Linked DNA regions of Homo sapiens: region 2 is linked to region 1. Evidence: chromatin loops called from intact Hi-C (ENCODE). Cell type or tissue: PC-3. All regions are shown on one strand. Each heading gives the region's core, and the rest is flanking DNA. Links, peaks and the distances in the headings are about the cores only. Region 1 overlaps GALNTL6 (polypeptide N-acetylgalactosaminyltransferase like 6). Region 2 overlaps GALNT7 (polypeptide N-acetylgalactosaminyltransferase 7).

What was found. Peaks named below come from ENCODE experiments on the same cell type or tissue, not always from the same donor. Only the 100,000 strongest peaks of a DNase experiment are listed, where the experiment ranks them.
Region 2: it touches region 1 in a loop (6-fold over the local background); 27 of 110 quality-filtered maps call a loop at or near these places.

The regions. Positions count from the first base shown.
Region 1 is chr4:173,036,744-173,039,658 of GRCh38, reverse strand. The region is part of intron 12 of GALNTL6 (polypeptide N-acetylgalactosaminyltransferase like 6); the gene reads right to left. Among named protein-coding and RNA genes, the nearest start is that of GALNT7, 130 kb to the left of the region's middle. In PC-3, for the core only: no CTCF peak of the experiment used is centred there; no DNase peak of the experiment used is centred there; H3K27ac peaks cover 1,497 bases.
Region 2 is chr4:173,181,294-173,184,208 of GRCh38, reverse strand. All of the region lies in intron 1 of GALNT7 (polypeptide N-acetylgalactosaminyltransferase 7), which reads right to left. Among named protein-coding and RNA genes, the nearest start is that of GALNT7-DT, 13 kb to the right of the region's middle. In PC-3, for the core only: no CTCF peak of the experiment used is centred there; DNase peaks (open chromatin) are centred at 1,558 and 2,248; H3K4me3 peaks cover 928 bases; H3K27ac peaks cover 1,927 bases.

The DNA of each region.
Region 1 (2,915 bases), core at 1-2,500:
AATCCATTCATTTTCTGCTCTGTGGTGAGCTTTTTGCTATCTGCTTAAATTTTGAAAATAGTAAGTATATGGGGTTGCTTGGCAAGTAACCAATAATGTAGCTATCTGGGAAGAAACACATACACAAAAAATTGTATTTTAGTCCGCAGTAAATAATACCCCCTGCTCACACGCACACACAATGACTAGAAGAGTCATAATTCCCTCACATTGAATCTCTAATGGGAAAGAGAAATACAAAAGAAAAAAAAAAGCAGCAGTCAAAAGTGCCGGGTTCTCAGCTGCCCTTTTCAGAAGATGAATATGAGTTTGGGACAAGGGACACACAGGCAATAGCTGAATGTACAAATTCAAATTTGCTAGTTCTTGAGCTTCAGTCTCCTCTCAATCCCTTTATTGATATAATGCAGGTGTTCCAGTGCTGCCGTTCTCATTGCTTTCTGCAAAATGGAGGAGGCAACATTCATTTTAAAAAAGCCCCCAGGTACATGATGCAGATAACAGCTCAGTGAATGAAAATATACCACGAGGACAGAAAGTTTAAGTAGTGAGCAAGCTCATTATCTGAACAAGCTCTGTTAACACACACCCTCTTTTAATTGTGTTAAGTGGGGAAAAGGTAATGCTAAAAGAAAAATTTCCTAACTAGTAATAAATTTTACCTCTAATGTTGTCTATAATGCCAATAATACAAGAAAACATCCCCAAATCCCTGCTTATATTTTAAGATCAAGTAATGTTTTATTATTTAGTTTAGGGAAGGTTTACAGGCTCTGGTTACCTTTATCTGAGGAATACTAAACTTGCAATGCTTTTAGAATTAGGAGTTTCTCAGGCACCCTTTGTAAACATTTCTGGGTTGCTCCTGGATTTTAAGACTCCATCAACCAATATTTAATGTCCTTTTAGGATCCGGATGTTTGCATAGTTAAGCACTGCATGAAGGAAGAAAGAATAAGGAAGGAGAAAGGCAACCTGCAGGCAATTTAGTTTGCCTGTTTCTATTTTCAGTGTAAACAAAGAGCTGTGCCTAATACAAAGGCTTGCTATTCTCTTCTGCTCTCTTTATGAGTTTCCTGAGTTTATTGTGGATTTTACTTTCCTTACACAAAGAGGGCTCCTGAGATCTCCTTGCCATTTTCTTTCCATCTTGCTTCATTAATTCCACCCGTGTCTGACCCCAGGGAAAGACTCTGAGAAACTCTCTCCTCCCTCTCCTCTGGGGTGGAGGAAGCAGCTTCCAGGAGGAAGGAGAATGCAGGCTGCAGCTCACTCCGCCAGCCCTTCTTTCTGAGGGTCCTAGATATTTGCTGTCCCAGATGCCCTCTCCCAGCCGCTGCTGTGGCTCCTCAGGCAGCAGTCTCCTTCGCTGTCTTCTCTCTTCTTCCCCAGCATCTCTCATGCTCATTCTCCCAGCCCCAACCAATAGTGAAGCTACACGGATCTAATACATTTAGGTCAGTTTTTCAAAGAGCACTCTTAAGCTGTTATAGTCATAAAAATTCTAGGTGACCTGCTACATTCTAATTCACTTTGTTCTATACACATGCACTTCTTGCCCCCTCTTCACTATCTGTATTTTTTCCTGTTGTTACCTTTATCAATAGCTCATGTGGGGCTGGGTACCGTGGCTGACGCCTGTGATTCCAGCACTTTGGGAGGCCATGGCGGGCAGATCACATGAGGCCAGGAATTCGAGACCAGTCTGGCCAACATGGTGAAACCCCGTCTCTAATAAAAATATAAAAATTAGCCAGGCGTGGTGGTGCACATCTGTAAATCCAGCTACGTGGGAGGCGGAGGCAGGAGAATCGCTTGAACCCAGGAGGCGGAGGTTGCAGTGAGCCGAGATCAGGCCACTGCACTCCAGCCTGGGAGACAGAGCAAGACTCTGTCTCAAAAAAAAAAAAATGCTCATGTGGACCCTCCAGATGAGCACAATTTCCCCCTCAAAACACATAACTTCATGAGAGTTAAGAAATGAGAAAAGGAGTAGGACATGTTTCTATTCTCTTTTCTTCCCTAGCTTGTGTACCTCAGTATGCATGCAAATGCCAAACCAGACTTTCTGAACATTTTATTTTTTCAAACATTATTTTCTGAACCATCAACTGATCATATTTTTCCAAATCCCATATTGGAACACATGCTCTGAGAAATACAGGTGTACTCCTGGGCTGAACCAAGTCGAGTATGCAAATATACCACTACCCTGAACCATCCAGAATGTTTTCTGTTCTTGTACTTCATGTTCTCATAAAAGTTGAAAAATTGGATTCCCTTCATCTGTCTATGTCTGAGAAGCTTCATCAGTAAAATGAGGTGGGGGGGATTAGATAAATCTCTGGAGCCTCTCCTAGTCATAAAATTGAATGAGCATTTTATTCCAAAGGTCACTAGTGACAGAGACAAATGACGAGGTGTCAAACTAGAGACCATCCACAGTGATCAGTAGATCCACAGACTAATTGTTCCCTGGTTGGAGACAGAGCTCTGCTCACCCTTGTCTTGGGAGTGCTCAGCAAGTCCCGGAGGTGAAGCTTCTCAAAGCACCCTCTGCCTTGCCCATAGCAAGCATTTTCCACTTTTGACCTTGGGGCTAAGCTACATCATTGCCATCTTTACGTTTCTACTCAGCTGAGCTTGTGAATCACTAATTGTCTTTCCTGGTGCTTTTCCTGGTTGGACTTAAGTCAGTGGATCAAGTAATTGTCTTTTGAATGTGGTCTTTGGTTCTATGACAGCCTTTCCCTCCTCTGCCCTTCACCTCAGTGGTCACAGCATTGATGGCTGTAACAGAACTGAACACAGTTTTTTTTGTGGAATAGACTTCTGAGTGTTTCGGCAAGTCTGCTGTTCTAAAACAACCCTCCCTAAAGGACGATAGAAGATGTCCTTTCTGTGCTTTTAACTAG
Region 2 (2,915 bases), core at 93-2,592, 140 kb before region 1:
TGCCCGGCCGCCACCCCGTCTAGGAAGTGAGGAGCGTCTCTGCCTGGCCGCCCATCGTCTGGGATGTGAGGAGCCCCTCTGCCCCGCCGCCCAGTCTGGGAAGTGAGGAGAGCCTCTTCCCGACCCTCATCCTGTCTAGGAAGTGAGGAGCGTCTCTGCCCGGCCGCCCATCGTCTGGAATGTGGGGAGCGCCTCTGCCCCACCGACCCGTCTGAGATGTGAAGAGCGCCTCTGCCCGGCCGCGACCCCGTCTGGGAGGTGAGGAGCGTCTCTGCCTGGCCGCCCCGTCTGAGAAGTGAGGAGCCCCTCCACCCGGCAGCCGCCCCGTCTGGGAAGTGATGAGCGTCTCCGCCCGGCAGCCGCCCCGTCTGGGAGGTGGGGGACAGTCCCCGCCCGGCCAGCCGCGCCGTCAGGGAGGTGGGGGGCAGTCCCTGCCAGGCCAGCCGCCCCGTCCGGGAGGTGGGGGGCAGACCCCGCCCGGCCGCCGCCCCGTCTGGGAGGTGGGGGGGCGCTTCTGCCCGGCCGCCCCGTCTGGGAGGTGTACCCAACAGCTCATTGAGAACGGGCCATGATGACGATGGCGGTTTTGTCGAATAGAAAAGGGGGAAATGTGGGGAAAAGAAAGAGAGATCAGATTGTTACTGTGTCTGTGTAGAAAGAAGTAGACATAGGAGACTCCATTTTGTTCTGTACTAAGAAAAATTCTTCTGCCTTGGGGAAAAAAAAAAAATTAAGCCCACGTCAACCCAGGAAAATTTGCAGTCCTTTGACAGAAAGGAGCCTTGTGCCAGAAAACCCAATCCCTAATCTTTCTCCCATTCCTGCTCAATCACTGATCTTTACATTTCATCATTCATCCCTCTCAAGACCTGTGGTATTTCAAAGGATATAACAGCCTATTAATGCAGCTTTAAAAAAAAAAAAAAAGTGCAGCGTGTGAGAGGAATAGTGGGAGGGGGTGCACAGAGATGACACAGAGAACACATTTTTTTTAAGTTCCATTATCTCTAATTTTAGAAATGAAATTTTATTTTCTCATTATCACTGGCTCAAGAGTTAAAGGTTCGGTTACCTTTTACCTTTAATTAAAAAGTATCAGGTACACAGAGAAAAAGCAGTGTGTGTGTGTGTGTGTGTGTGTGTGTGTGTGTGTGTGTGTGTGTGTTTATGTGTGTGGATTATGAGTAACCTGCTAGCCTCACCATTCAAAGGTTTGGTTATCTTTAATTTAAAAGTATCAGGTACATAGAGAAAAAGCAGAGTGTGTGTGTGTGTGTGTGTGTATTATGAGTAACCTGCTAGCCTCATCATTCAAAGGTTTGGTTATCTTTAATTTAAAAGAATCAGGTACATAGAGAAAAAGCTGTGTGTGTGTGTGTGTGTGTGTGTGTATTATGAGTAACCTACTAGCCTCATCATTCAGAGGCAACACGCTGTTGTGTCTGTGTGTGTGTGTGTGTGTGTGTGTGTATTAAGAGTAACCTGCTAGCCTCATCATTCGGGGCAACACGCTGTGTGTGTGTGTGTGTGTGTGTGTGTGTGTGTGTATTATGAGTAACCTGCTTGCCTCATCATTCAGAGGCAACACGCTGTGTGCCCACATGGCAAGTTTACTTTTTCTAGCTACCTGCAGTCAATAAAATATACAACTGACATTTTTTATCCTTAAAATAATCATTCTTACTTTTAGCACCCACTGGAACCCAAAAGAAACTGACCAATGAATCACTCAAATTCCAGGCCTCATAATCAGAGAAAGGAATCCACTGTTCCAAGGGAGAAAAAAATAGATTGTAGTTATTTTTAAAAAGAATTAAAGGAATAGTAGGAAAAGTATCTCAATTCACCAGAAAACAAAAATACTGAACAAATGTATATTACTTTTGCTCTTACCTTAAGTTTTCTAATTTTCTATATTTAAAAAAGCATCTATTCCTTAACTGACACTTACAACTTCCTTTTAGTTATTCTTTCTGCATTTATAAATGCAGAATCATAAATCATTACACAAGACATGTTATTTTTAAACATAAGTACCTGTCACTTAAGCTAAAGAAGTAGTTGCAAATAAGAATAAATGTTTCAAGCCATTCATTTATCTTTAGGAAGTGATTTTTGCCAACATATAAGAAAGATTTTAACATTTACTTTTATCTTACTGTTACCAGTTAACAGAGCGGTGGTCAAGGATGATAACTGCTTCTTACAAAACATGATTTTACCACTGTGAAACTATTAGACTCTCTGGCTGTGATTCACTTTCCATTTAGTCATAGTGTATAGGCTGATCAAACAAGAGTGGCTGTACTCTTCTTGCAGTCATAATTAATGGAAAGTAAGACGAAGCCGCATTCATTAAAACCTTCCTCAGATTTTCAAATAGGACACTGGGAAAAATAATATGAGAATGACCATACAGTATATATGTATTTTGACCAATACTTGGATGATACCGGCAGTTCCTTTCTCAGGCTAAGCAAACAGCAGGACCTGGGAAAAGCCATGGTATTTTCAGCTTTATTATGTCTGTAGGTGATTCCACTCTTCAAAATTTTCAAAGTTAACAACTGTGCTTTCACGTACCCTACATTTATTTTAAAATAGAAGTGTTACATGTGCCATGATTTAGAGTCTAAATGTTAGCTATAAGAAGAGGAATAGAGTTATCTTAATTTCATACAGAAAATGTATTTCTTTAAAATACCAAGGTATTTAAAAATCATCCTTTCTTAGTATATTTTTAGAATAGAGAATTTTAGAAAATTATTTACTAAAGTATTTTTTTCTCTACTACCATGATCTCCCTGGACTGTAAGCAAATTTATTTTCACTGATCACTAAAAGGGAAACATTCTCCAGCCTCTTTGACGAACACTGGACTTAGAATTTCCTCTGAGGCCATCACACAGGGAGCA